Regions from separate parts of the Homo sapiens genome. Here region 2 is linked to region 1. Evidence: chromatin contacts called from ENCODE Hi-C data. All regions are on one chromosome and are shown on one strand. Each heading gives the region's core, a stretch centred on a gene start or an enhancer-like site at or near the end of the contact. The rest is flanking DNA. Distances are from core to core; before and after follow the strand shown.

Evidence for each region. Hi-C counts contacts between places; a loop is a spot of excess contacts on that map. Pooled maps may share reads with other maps.
Region 2: a loop to region 1 is called in a map of CD8-positive, alpha-beta T cell, with 30 times the contacts of the local background. The contact joins the promoter of RAB28 here to the promoter of ACOX3 in region 1. A Hi-C loop is called at or near these places in 2 of 168 maps with a recorded cell type or tissue (CD8-positive, alpha-beta T cell and naive thymus-derived CD4-positive, alpha-beta T cell) and 7 of 50 pooled maps.

What each region holds. Positions count from the first base shown.
Region 1 is chr4:8,437,077-8,444,219 of GRCh38, reverse strand. ACOX3 (acyl-CoA oxidase 3, pristanoyl) reads left to right here and starts at 3,497. Exons shown (of 18, transcript NM_003501.3): 1 at 3,497-3,572. It overlaps TRMT44 (tRNA methyltransferase 44 homolog), which reads right to left and starts at 3,443. Exons shown (of 11, transcript NM_152544.3): 1 at 2,779-3,443. The coding sequence starts at 3,397. RefSeq lists silencers at 3,030-3,089, 3,140-3,349 and enhancers at 2,818-3,551, 3,370-3,609.
Region 2 is chr4:13,480,390-13,487,011 of GRCh38, reverse strand. RAB28 (RAB28, member RAS oncogene family) reads left to right here and starts at 2,672. Exons shown (of 7, transcript NM_001017979.3): 1 at 2,672-2,936. The coding sequence starts at 2,862. It overlaps LOC105374495 (a long non-coding RNA gene), which reads right to left and starts at 2,563. Exons shown (of 3, transcript XR_925413.1): 1 at 2,058-2,563; 2 at 685-851. RefSeq lists silencers at 2,211-2,270, 2,233-2,527, 2,521-3,140 and enhancers at 2,411-2,530, 1,790-2,697, 2,493-2,787.

The DNA.
Region 1 (7,143 bases), core at 2,248-4,747:
TTTTTAAACCCCATAAATAAGTGAGAACATGTGATGTTTGAATGACAAACTTCTGAGGATCAAAACTGCCCCGACTGAAACCTCTGTTCTAGATGAGAAAACCAGGCGTTCAACAGATTAAGTAATCTGTCTCAAATCCACATAGCCTCAAACTGAATTCTGTTCTTTAACTAAAGAAGTCAAGTTCTTAACCACTATGTCATCCTGTCACCTGCTACTAACAGTTAAGATTTCTTAGTCACATTCCTTTTTTTTTTTTTTAGACTGAGTCCCCGTCTGCTGCCCAGGCTGGAATGCAGTGGCACAATCTTGGTTCACTGCAACCTCCACTCACCGGGTTCACGTCATTCTTCTGCCTCAGTCTCCTGAGTAGCTGGGATTACAGGCACCTGCCACTACGCCTGGCTAATTTTTTGTATTTTTAGTAGAGACGGGGTTTCACCATGTTGGCCAGGCTGGTCTCGAACAGTCACATTACTCTTAAGACCTTCGTGATCTTACCCAGAATAGGGCCAAGAAATATACAAAAGTTGCAAGAGCATCTCCACTTCACACAAACAGCAGCTAGCATTTATTAGGCACTTACCATGTGCCAGGAACTATTCTAAGCACTTTACAATGTATTAATTCCATTTAACTCTTCCAGCAACTCCAAGATATTTTATTATTATCCTATTTTACAAATGAAGACACTGAGGCACAGAGAGGCTCTATAACCTGCCCACAGCCATACAGCTTGTAATTGGCAAGACCAAAATTCAAAGCCAGGCTGTCTATATTCCATGGAGGATACAAGTCCTCTGGTGAGCCTTCCTGGCGGGAACTGAATATAGAAAGCAATCCTGAAAACGTACTCCTTGTTGAGAGGGAAAACTGCCTCCCTGAGAGGAAGAAAGGAAAAAATTCTGTCCTACCCCTCTGTTCAGCGAAGTCTACACATGAAGGCCTCACGGGCACTGCCTCTCCAATCCTCAGTCCAGTGGATGGACAACGTAAAATGGTTAAGATTAGAACACAGTTGATAAGAGCTGGAAGAACTCCTAAACTAGACTGGACTGGCAGAGAGGCCCCCTGGAGGAGAGGACACCTAGAGTCTTACAAAGGCACAGAGGCAGACAGTATTGGGAGCCATCAGAGGGGACTATGTACCTCCCAGCAATTGCTGCCTGAGGTAGGCAGAAGAGCCTCCCAAAAGTGTCCATGCCGTAATACCCAGGACTCGTGAATATACTGTATTATATGGCAAAAGGGGCACTTGCAAACATGATTATGGTTACAGACCTCAAGAGGAAGAGTACTCTGGATTATCCAGGTGAGCCCGGCCTAACTCCATGGGCCACGAAGAGCAGAGAATTTTCTCTGGCTGGAGGCGGAGGAGAGAAGCAGCAGGAGAGGAAGGCAGAGAGATTCCAAGTATGAGAAGAATTCAACCCCATTGCTGGCTCTGAGATGTAGGAAGCTGCATGAAAGAACCAGAAAGAAGCCTCCAGCAACTGACAGCCAGCAAGGGAACAAGGACCCCAGTCCTACATAAAAAATTGGATTCTACCAACGAACTGAATGAGCCTGAGAACAGATTCCTTCCCAGAACCTCCAAATAAGAGCCCAGCCGGCAGGCTGTTTGATTTTGGCCTCGTGAGAGAGACCCACAGCGGAGAAACCAGCAGAGCCAATGGGGATTCCTAACCTACAGAACTGAGACAATCAATTTTTTGTACTGACCAATGAATTTGCAGTAATTTGTTACAGTGGCAATACGAAACACATGCTGCTGAATAAAGTTTCAGGTAAGAGTGGCTGAGGCTGAAGTGTCAAGGTCACGGGCAGTAAAAATAAATGCCAGAGATTTAACGAACGCTGAGGACTAGTAGGTTCCCATCCATCCAGTCTCTATGCTCTTTCACAGTTATTTGTCTCAGCATAAATAGCTCTCTTTATGTTGGGGAAAAGGCTTATGGCATGCCTGTATAAACTGGCCATAAAAATATGAGACAATAAGTTGTGGAAAGCCACAAGAGGCCTCTGAGGAGGAAAGCCTTCTTATTGTCATGATGTTCCCATGCTCTGGGCGAGACCTACTGTCTTACCTATAAACACTGTGTTCAAGGAGAAAGACACTCCTTTGAATCACTACAATGTGGTCAGACATGCAGGCTCCTAGTTAAGCACGCTCCCACTGGTTATTCTCCGACAAGTTAAAGATAACGCTGTTTGAGCACAAAGGAGATTCATTTAAACCGCCACTGCTATAGATGACATGTATGATGCACTGTCTCCCTTTCACCCTTTCGCCCCGAACGTCCGCTTCTTAGATCTAAGTGATTGTACTCAATAGTGTGGAGACCAGAGCTCCCAGGCTTTGGCAGCCTCCATTTTGCAATTGGCCCCCTGGCCCCCAATCTTTATGCACTCTTAACCTGTCTCGTCTCATTCCTTCGTCGCCACCGGACTTTGAGTACCCTACGGGTGGTGTTGAGGCTGGTCCCCAACACTTTTACACCTACAGCTTTACCTGCTAAACTCCTAGGTATTACGCAATATCCAGCTAGTCCTTCACTGTCTCTTTGAAGCCTTCCAGACACCACCCCAATCAATTATCCCATCTTCTGTACTAAGGACACACATTTCTATGCGCCCACTCAAAAAACTATGAAACACCTAACAACCTCCCTAGGACATCGCAGAGGAACTAGTACCCTTAGGACTTTTTCATTGACCCGAGGTTCTATGAATGCTTTTTTATCTAATCATATCCGTCCACTATCAAAACACTCTTACCTTGCACGACTATTTCCCTCCTGGGAGTTGTAAGGGGGCAATGTGGGCTAGTTTTCGGGATGACGGTTCTGAGAACCACGTCGAGCTCACGCTGCGCCTCTGGCTGCGATCCCGCCCCGGAGCTGGTGAGGAAGGCCAGCAACTCCGAATTGCCACGGGCGAGACTTTGGGAGAAATCCTCCCAAAGCGAATCCAGATCTGCGGCGGGGAAGTCGCCCTCCCTTCCTTCAGCATGGCCGGGGTGCCCGGAGTCCCTCAGGGGCACTGAGGCGGCTTCCCTCTGTGCCTCCTCTTGCTGGCACTGGCCCTGGGCCTCCTCAAGTTCGCAACATGCCGTGCCCTGCTCGGGTCCTGATAGCGACCTGGGACCCGGGCCCCCTCCGGGGGAACCCTGGCCGGGTCCCGGACCCCGCTCCTTCTGCTCCGAGCCTGCGCTAGTCCCGGGGCCGCGGGCCTCCGCGCAGGGCAGGGCGGCGCTCCAGCGGGCCTCCAGGCGGGCGCCGCAAAGCCGTTTGTTTGCCACCTGCGGCCTCTCCAGCCACACTTCGACCGCAGCCCAGAAGCCCTGTGGGAGAAGCGCGCCTGGGTAGCTGATCCCGGTACGGCCCACCTCAGCCATGGCAGCCAGCAGGTGTACAGCCCTGGCAGCGGCGCGCCGAGATGACGCAGCCCGGTGGCGCGGCGCGTTGACGTCATGGAGGCGGGGTGCTGGGACCGGAAATGAGAATGGCGCCGCTGGAGATCCTTTCCTGCTTTTGGTTTCCCTGGCAGGGGTTGAACTGTGGAGTGTGTGGGTGAGGAATTTGACCTGTGTTTTATTCCCTTTTGAGAGAATTCTGGGCGTGGTATAGTTACAGAATCAAACATCAGCCAGCCAGCGGGTGTGGAACGCATTGTCCTCAGTACTGATTACCGATAAAAGTCAGGGAGCCTAAGTTTGTGAACGTAAAAGATGAGTCCTCTTATGAAAGCTAACTTTTCTCCACTTGGGTTCTGGTTTGCTTTTAGTGCTGGCATTACAGCCAGTGCCTTCCTAAGTCTGAGTGCAGCCATGGCTGTTTCATAAGAATGATGTAACGTTGTCCCATGAGGGATGAAAGTCATCTGTCACCTACTGTAGCAGGACAAGCCACAGACAAAACTCCTCAGACACCGGATTAAAGAAGAAAGAGGTTTATTCGGCCGGGAGCATCGGCAGACTTGCGTCTTAAGAGCTGAGCTCCCCAAAAAAGAAATTCTTGGCCTGTTTAAAGGCTTACGACTTTAAGGGTCCACGTGAAAGGGTCGTGATAAATTGAGCAAGCATGGGAAACGTGACTGGGGGCTACATGAATCAGCTAACAGAACAGAAAGTTTTGCAATGCTTTTTTCATACAATGTCTGGAATTTACAGATAACACAAGTAGTTTAGGTCGGGGGTTGATGTTATTATTATTATTTTTTTTAACTCCTAGGGCCACGTGGTGGTGCCAAGGTTGTCTGGCTATTTATCTGACTTTTGTTTCTTTCTAACTTTTTGCTTTCTCTCTTTTCCTCCTGTCTTATGAACTAGGCAAGGTGGCAGGGAGGAGGGCAGCAGGAGTAGTAGTGGTCTCCTTATCCCTTCCTTTGAGAATTTTCACAAATTAGTGGGAGTTCTCGCTTTTATTTTTACTTTGAGTCTCTTTGGGAGACAGAGTGATAGTGTTTTATGTAATACACTTGCAGTGAGGGTTTTAAATTCTCTTATAGCTGGAAACTATCTTTTAAATAAAGACCTAGGATCAAACCTGTGTTAAACCAGTACAGGCACATGTGCCAACTTTGTCATGTCCTAAGCAGGTTAGTTTTTTTACTGGGTCTTAAAAGCTTTTTTCCTAGCAAGCAACACAGTATTTCTTAATAATAGGAGTTTTTAAGAGCCAAATGCTTGAACTTGGCATCTGCTTGGGGAAAGAGTTAAAGTAATCTTGAGGCATTAAATCTTTTGCTTCTCAAGGCCATTGGTCTCTCATGTTAGCCTTTTTATAAACATAACATGAAGAAACGTCTAGGCTGCTGGCAATGTTTTCAGCCAGCTGAGCAAATAGGTTGTTTGTTTGTTTTGCTAAAGGAGGAGGCTCTTGTAACTTCTGGTTTATGTGTTTAAAGAATGACTTAAAGACTCGGAATTGTTGCTGGGCTGGACGGGTCTGGGTTTCCTGACTAAGTAGTATGTGTACAATGGGGACACCTTATATAGGTGTTTCTTCTAGCATGGTTATGGGGGGTAACAATAACAAAACAATATACAGCATATTTGTATCCAGCAAGGACAAAAGAGGTCCTTACCTGGGAAAAAGATTGAATACAGTGACAGAACAATAGGAAAACAGTATTACAGGAAAACTATTAGTCTTAAGATTTTTAACTACGTTTACTTGCTTGACAAGTCCTCAAGCTTCGGCCATGCGTAGACTATTCAGCTGCCAGTGCGTGACTAGAGCCGGGCTTGTTGTTTCTTCAAGCTTCAGCCGTGTGTAGACTGGTCAGCCTCCGGAGTGACCAGAGCAGGGCTGTCGTCCTCAGCAACAGCTTGGTCTCGTCTCCGAATCAGCCGGGTAGGAAGATCTGTGTCCTGCTGGCTGGTCTACTTGTCCTGAGCTGCCAGTGTTAGCTGACTGTGATGGATCTAAGACACAACACCTGCAACTTTTAACAGCAGTGGGAGTGGAAAAGATTACAGTATAAGGCCCATCCTATATGGGTCCTAGAAAAATTAGATTTTACTTTTTAACTTAAACAGAGTCACTAGATTTAAAGGGGTGTCAGGCTTATAGGCATTTTTATGTATTTAATTATAAACACTTTGTATGGCTATTTCTAAAATCTGCATTTGCTTTCTTAAGGTTAATTCCTTTAGTTCTTGGAGGTCACCTTTAATTTGACCTGTGATTTGGGGGTGGCCGACCGAACAAAATCTTATAGGGTAAATACCTAGTTTGTTTGGTGAGGGTGCAGCTGACTTGAAGGAGGACCATAGGCAAAAGCCTGATTTTATCTTAAATGAATTTCCTGGCAATATTTTTTTCAGTAGCTGCTCGAGTGTCCAGTTCATGCACTCCACTTTTTCTTGAACTTTGCAGCCAATAGGCTGTGTGTAACTTCCATTTTATTTTTAACAGTCTTGTTAAATCCTGCCCTATTTCAGCTACAAATGCTGGCCTATTGTCTGACTTTAAAGTTAGAGGCAGTCTAAACCTGGGGATAATGTCTTTTAACAATACTTTAGTCACTTCTTGTACTTTTTCTGTCCTGGTGGGGAAAACTTTAACTTACCCTGGAAAGGTGCAAACAAGCACTAGCATGTACCGATAGCCTCCAGCATGAGGCAGTTCTGTAAAGTCTATAAGCAAGTTTTCACAAGGTATGGCTCTTTTTCCTGTTTAAGTTTCTTAGAGGAGGGGTTCTTTTTCTTTCCCCCCTTTGTAACTCTATCTAGTGGCTTAGCCATCAGTGAGAAATTGGAATCCAGATATGGCAGAATCCTGCTGCTTTTAACTTCTAATGTGACAATGGGCTCCTGGGAGCCTAATAAGAAGGTGCCTAGTCTGCCCTAGTCTTTACATTCTTTAGCTCCTGCCAGCCTGATCAGATCAGTATTTGGTTCCTCCAAGGTGCGGCAGCCCTTGGCCAATGGCCTCTTTGTCTTGCAGCCTTGGCCATTTCTTTTATTGCCTTCTGAACATTCACCCTTCTAGTGTCCTTTCTTTTTTCATCTCACACATTAATGTCTCTCTAGCCTTGGCCGGCTCTCGAATCCTTGCCTAACTTGACTTCTTCCACGTCTACATCCGTGTCCACGTCCTCTCGCATTGCTAATCTCTCTTTTTATAAGAGCTGTTGCTAACAGATTGGCCTTTTTCCTTAAGTCTTTGTTTTTCTTTTTCCTTCCTGAGTTCTCCTGCTTCTATGGCCACCTGGCGGGGCCAGGCAGTGGCACAGGCCCTGCCCCCGCGCACTGCTGTCTCTCCCATTTTCTTCTGATTCTCTTTTTTACACTTACTGTGAGTCTTTCTTTTTGTTTTGCTCTTCTCTTGGCACCGGTCTCTAGCCTCCTCTTTTTTTCTAGATAGAGCTGAGCCGGGGAGAGGAATTTAACCCTTGGCGTGCCTAGCTGCCGCACTTGTTGCTTTTGCTCTTTCCTGTTTTGTTCCTTGGTCACAGCTAACATACGCCTTGGTGGCCACTTTTATAGACTGGGTGATATTCATGCCTGTAGCTTCTGCTTGATGTTACCCTGGGCTTGCTTTACAAACGAAGTATTCACTATATATATATTTATATATATATTTACATATATTTTTTTACATATATATGTAAATATATATATTTACGTGTATATAT
Region 2 (6,622 bases), core at 1,423-3,922, 5.0 Mb before region 1:
TTGAATAATTATCTGTTAGAGATGCTATAAAAGATATTTTATACAATGTCTAGAATTCTTATAAACCTTTTGTCTATTAGTTTTAAAATGACTGAAGACCATTCCTCTAATTTTTGACCCTGTTAAGAGCATTGTACATGAGAATCCACAAAGATATATTCTTTTTGGTGGATCAGCTCTATGTTTCTTTAGTATGTCAGAGTATCATACTGGAAGCTCTCAATGCTAAAATGGTCCTCCTCACATAGAAAGTTTTTTTTTCTTTTTCTTTATAAAAATGGCTCTAAGTCTTTAAATTCTAACTTTTAACCCAGAAACTTGCCATATGTGTAAAATATGATCCCTAAAATAGTGCAACTTTTTGTTTTATATAACACTATCCTATTGATGTACCCATATCCAAATGAATGTTGTCTCTCAATCAAAGCAGTCATCTCAGAAATTGATGAGTGGAAAATGAGAAGCTTTCTTCTAGATTTCCCTTCATATAAAACCACATATGAAAATCAGGCCTATGAGTTCAGCTAAATCTAGTTTTTGGCCGAAGTAGTTATGTCAGTTGGAATTTTTTTGTTTGTAGGTAACACAATTCATCGCCAAAGTACCATATTATTATTTCCCATAACAAGAAACCGAGAAGATAGAGTGAACAAAGTGTAGTAGTTCCAAAAATCCTGTTCTTACCTAATAATGACAGCAAAGGAAGGGAGGAGGAGGACTCCCCTGTAACTCTCCTTTTTTCTTTTCCTTTTTTTTAAATGGTGGGGGGAGGGTTCTTTTACAAATGTCTTCCAAAGGACACTGTCTTCTGTCTCATTAGTCCGGTGGATCACATAGCTATCTAAGGAAGACTGGAAAAGAAATTTTCTTGCATTTTAACTGCCCTCATGGACAAGAAGTGGTTAAGTCTGTCCTCACTGGAAGTAGATTCTTCTCACTAACAAGTACATATCCTCTTTCTTCTAATTCTTATGAATAAATCTGGTGAATAGAAAATTGGTGGTGGCAATGGTGGTGCGGGATTGGGGAAAGAATTGGGTACTAATACTTAACTGGGTACCTATAATTGTGGGCCAGCCCTCTCTGCAGATGAAGAGACTGAGGCTCTACATAAGAAACTTGTATAAGGTAAATTGGCTAGAAAGTAGTGACACTTCCAACACGGACCATCATCTAATTATGATGATGATGAGGGTGATAGTTACACTGGTTAATATTGAGTGCTTACTACACACCAGGCATTGTGCTATCTACTTTATGCCGATTATTTCATTTAATTTTCAAACCTACACAAAGGCAGTAGTCTGTTCTACAGGTGAACTAACTGAGGCTCGAGGACACATATCTAGTAAACATGAGATTAAACTCCAGTGATGCCTCTAGGTCTGGGCATTTCTTTACACTGTTCTGCTTTCCTGTTCTAATGCCCATATGGTCTCCAAGACTACTGCCTCTGGGCTAAGCATTTTGTTAACTTAAGATACTTCATCTGCAAAATGGGGATAATTATACTTCATAATTCCTAATAGTAGTAAAGGTAACAATAAATTTTAAGTGATTAACAATGAAACAACCATAGCAGGACAGCATTATTATTTTTGAATTTACCTCACTAAATTGTAAATTTCATTTATGCCGTTTACCTAACGCTCCTGGACTGAGATTATCCAGGGCAGCAGTTCTTAAATTTTTTGGACTCAGGGCCTCTCTATAATGTTAAAGAATTACTGTGACCTCCAAAGAGCTTATGTTTATGTGGGTTACACCTATCACTACTGCATTGAAATGAAAACTGAGAAATGTTTAAAAACAACAAACGCAAGCTCCCTTAGCTGCCAGTGATGACGTCGTACACAAAGCGTATCCTCCAGGAAACGGTATACTAGTGAGAGAAGGAACGTGAGAAAGACAGACAAGGTGTCCGTATTATTATGAAAATTGTTCTGAGGTCATCGGGATTTCCAGAGGTCCCTAGACCACACTTTATGAGAACTGCTGCCTTAGGGTAAAGATGGGGTGCCAGGAGGTTGGCGATCAGTAGCGTCTGATGAACGAACCATGGGAGCCTGGGGTTGTTCAGATGAGGAAACCAAGAGTTAGGCCGAAATAAGCAGCGCCGGAGCTCCACTGTATTCACGGCCGCTACTGAGGCTTCCCAGCAGCCTCGGCCCTTAGCAGCTGTCCCCTCATCCGCCCCGAGGTACCCTCTTCCCTGGTCCGGTTTTTCAGGGGCCCTCTCTGGCGCTCTCCGCCAGGCTACGGGCGTCCCGGGTGCCCGGAGACAGGCCCCGCCCCGCCGCCGGTCCTCGAACTCCTGGCTGCCAGGCAACCCTGGCGCGTAGCCCGGGCGTCACTGCTCCACCCCGTCAGGCTGAACCATTCCCTTCAGAGACTTTCTCAAGAGGGAAGGAGAAAAGGGAATTTGATGGAACGCCTGAAAGCTGCTCTGCTCCCGTTTTCTCTCCTTAATTTGAACGAACACTTCTTTTCTTCTTCTAGCCAACTGTCTCCTGAAGGGAAACGCAGCGCCTCGCCTCTCCCGCCGGAATGTCCCCCACACCAGTCCAGGGCCGCGAGTGGTTCGGCTCGTCAGGCGGGGCCGCCGGTCGGCGCGGGTTGGCTCTGAGGCGGGGGCGCGCGCCCGACGTGCGCGTAGGGGGCGGGGCCGCGCGCAGAGGGCGGGGAGGTGGGCAAGATGGCGCTTGCCGAGTGATTCTCCTCGAATACCTCCTGCCGGCGCGGAGACACCGGGGCGGGGGTCCTGCCGCAACTACCTCCCTTCCTCCTCTCCCCCGCCCCCGGAGCCTTCATCCTTCCCTTCCCCCCCCACCTCGAGGGGCGGGCCTGGTTCCCGGGACACCATGTCGGACTCTGAGGAGGAGAGCCAGGACCGGCAACTGAAAATCGTCGTGCTGGGGGACGGCGCCTCCGGGAAGGTCAGTCCTCGAGCAGGCCCGCCGTCCCAGGCCTGCAGGAACCCCGGCGGTCCCCGGCCTCCTCCCCGCCGCCCGGCGTCGCCTCGTTACCCCGAGCCCTCGGGCTTCTAGGCCCGGGCCCTTCTGGTTGTGTGGCCTGAGGCCGGACACGAAGTGGGCGCTTGGTGAAGGCCGACGAGAGCTGTCCAGCTCCCCCTTAAAAAAGAGTCACTTCCTAACTCCCCGCCTGGATTGCGAACTCCTGCAAGACTCGGGCCAGCCTTTCAGCTTCCCGCCTCTCAGGACTGGCAGGGATTTGCCAAGGCATCTTAGCTCCTCTTACTTGTAGTCTGGGTCACACTTACTCCTCCCCTCCCACCCCCTTTACCGTTTCTGATGCTTCTACTGCATCGTGAGCTCCCAGGAGCGTAGCTCTGGAATCAGTATTCCCCGGGTGAGAATTGGGGCTCTGCCACTTAGTCGTCGGGTCATTGGAGGGCAAATTGCTAATCAGTTTAAGCTTCATCTGTAAGATGGGTATTGAAAAGGGCCGCCGCAAAGGGAGAAATGTGAAAATACATATTAAATGTGAAAATACACATAAAACCTTTAGAGCACAGTGTCCACTCAGTACACTCTAGTTGCTATTTTAATATCATACCTGTTCATCACCTCTGTTTCCAGCTCAGCACTCGATACAAGCAGTCAGTCAACAAGTGTTTATGGAGCTCCTGTTACGGGTAGGATGCTGAGGGTAGAGCTGCTTGCGTGACAAAAGGGATCCCCTGTTCGAATGAATGAATGCGGGCGTGAGAATATCAGGCAGCGTCAGTCTTATTATCTCCTAGGCAGGGGCTCCTACCCCAAGGCTGTGGAACTCCTGAAATGGAGTAAATACTGCCCGGTACGTGCTCTGGGGAGAGGGTCCATAAGATCTCAGAGGGGTCTATGATCCCTCCACCAGCAAATAGTGAAGAGCCTCTACCCGGATGCCTTCTTTCCCATGCTTCTGTCAAAGGCGCCAACACTTTCTGGGAATATTGCTAAAGTTTATCACCCCTGTACTCCCCTTCCTTATCCCAACCATAGTCTAAAGAAACCCAGGCTTTTATTTCCTGTTTAAGGCTTCACATTTCCCTGTTGCTGGTTGCATTTCGGACCCTGGTTTCTCTGGTGACGACTTCTCTTTGCATCCTCCCTGACAGTTGGCACTGCCCAGATACCTGCTTCTGCCTTTGGTTCTGACATTTGAGTTTCGAGGTCACCTGGGAAAGATGTAAAATTTTATATGCAAAATTTGAAGTATTTTTTTGTTTCTTTCTTGTCTTCTTGGATCCTTTGTTACAGATTTTTAAAGCTGAGGAAAACAATATGCTCTGATTACCTTTAAACGTTGGGGGAAGAAAGGAACTTGGGGTAACTTTTCTTTATAAAGTATATTAATTTTTGTATACTTAGTAAACTTTTCGAATGAATGAATTGCTATAAATAAATCATTGTTTCTAACACCTTTATTCAATAAAAAGTTTGTTAGATTTTTATAGTTTTCTCATCATTTAGATTTTCTTTTGAAGGCCGTCTAAGGTTTTGGCTCTTAAATTTTACTGTATTCAATTCATAACTGATCTTATTTCCCATTTAAAATGATAATGACAACTCATAACAATACATTTGTAAAAAGACACAAAAATTGCTGGTTATCCTATATGCTATCATAATTCTTTAAACTGTTGTTCATTTTTCTAACAGTATTTATTGTACATATATTACTTAGTGAAATTTGTTCATAATTTTGCGTCTGAGTTTTTTATTTAGCCTATCATACATGTTTCCTCTTTGTTGCTAATTTAGTGTGAATAATTATGGTTTTTTATCTCTGTTTAAAATTTTTTCTTGTATAGGACAGGATAATTTTTTCACTTCCATGTTTTTGAATTAGTATTATCATTCTGCTTCAAAGGATAACAGTTAATATTTTTTATGGTGCTCTGACTTAATCTTCATTATCTTGACTAAATAACTTATTTTAAAACTGTAACAGCTTTTTCTAACAGGAACTTCCAGACACAAACATCTGACACCTAACCTTCTTTCATTATTCTTAAATCAAGAATTTTTTTCTCCATACCCTATTCAGTTCTCAAATACTTGGCAGCCACCAACATTCCCATTCTTTTTCCTTTATTGTTCTTTTCTTTGTGAACTCAGCCTCTCTTTCATTCTTACTTGTATCCTGATTTAACTCTTGGCTCTTTTTTCCTGGCATTTGTTTTTCCTGCTCAATCTAACTCTGAGCATTTTTCAACACACTGACAGATGCAATAGAGTATTGAGATGATGACTAACAGTTTCTCCAAGAGAAATTTAGCTCCTCCTTCCAGTATCACGTGTTTCTATTTCTTTCCTTTTCTGATTCATATTTTTTCTTTTATTACATAGTCTCTTAAGAGCTTTTTGAGGCAAAATATTCTTTTTTTTTCTGTCTTTTCAGTGTTTGTAAATGTAGCATGGTTAAAAAATGTTAGTAGAAATTTACCAAGTCAAAAATGTTAGTAGAAATTTTCCAAATCAAAAAATATAAAGATTCAGATAAAAATATTTCTGATATGGGAGCTAGTTGTTCACTTAATACCTGTAATTAAGAAGGGTATTTATACAGTGACTTGAGAAATTATTGAATGTGAAAGATAGCATGCAGTCTAGATAAGTGAAGAGAAAGTGACCCCCACTGATTCAGTTGATTCTCTGTTCAATTTTTATCTCAAGACATCGGGAGATGATATAGTAAGAACTTACTTTAATACTCTGTATGTTCCCAGTAACCTGTATTTTTGACAGTTTACACTCGATTCCAGTTGAAAATCCTAGCTTTATGTTTGCCTCAAAAGTGTGAAAGCAGGGCTTTCAAAATCTAGAAGTCACTTTTTCAGGAAAAGAAACTTTCTTAGAATTTTTCTGAATATTCCTTAACATGAAAATATTGAACTCTGAGATTCTTTAAAGTGAAAAATTATCTCAAATGACATTACGTGAATGTTACACATGCCTTCAGTTTCTCTTTGACCTTTAAGTATTTCAACCATCAGTCTATTAAATATTTTGAAATATCTGTAATAGTATAAGTAGTGATAGTTATTTTTTTCTAGAATTCTGAACCTCTTCAAAGATGATTTTGTGGTCTAAGTTAGATAAGATCAGTAGAATAATATAGTGTAGATGAGAAACAATGGTCTGTAAAAAGAAATACCTATCTTTTCAATTCTGATCTCTCAGTTTTGATAGTGTTACATGTGTCAAAAATATAACAAATGTGTTTGTTTCTAGATGTCTAGCAGAATACCCTTTATATGGTAGTGCTCAACAAATACTTGGCCAATTATCTTCGAAATTTATTACAAATGCTGGGTATTTAAACCCAAAAATATTTGGAGTTATGGTGTCCAAATTGCCATTTGTGTGAAAAATATGGTTCTGTGTAAAAGGAATTTTAGATGATCTTGCTAAAAGGAATTGAAGTTTGGCCAAATTTTCTTTTGCACTATTGTACTGCTTATGTCATAAGGAACTGTAATAAGCTATCTTGGAAATTTATCTTAGTTTTCATTATTTTAAGAGTTGACATGTAATTTTAACTTTTAAAATAAAAAACGGCTATTTTCTCTTAAAGTAGGGAGTCTGTCTTGAAGAGCATAAAAGCTTAGTGAAGT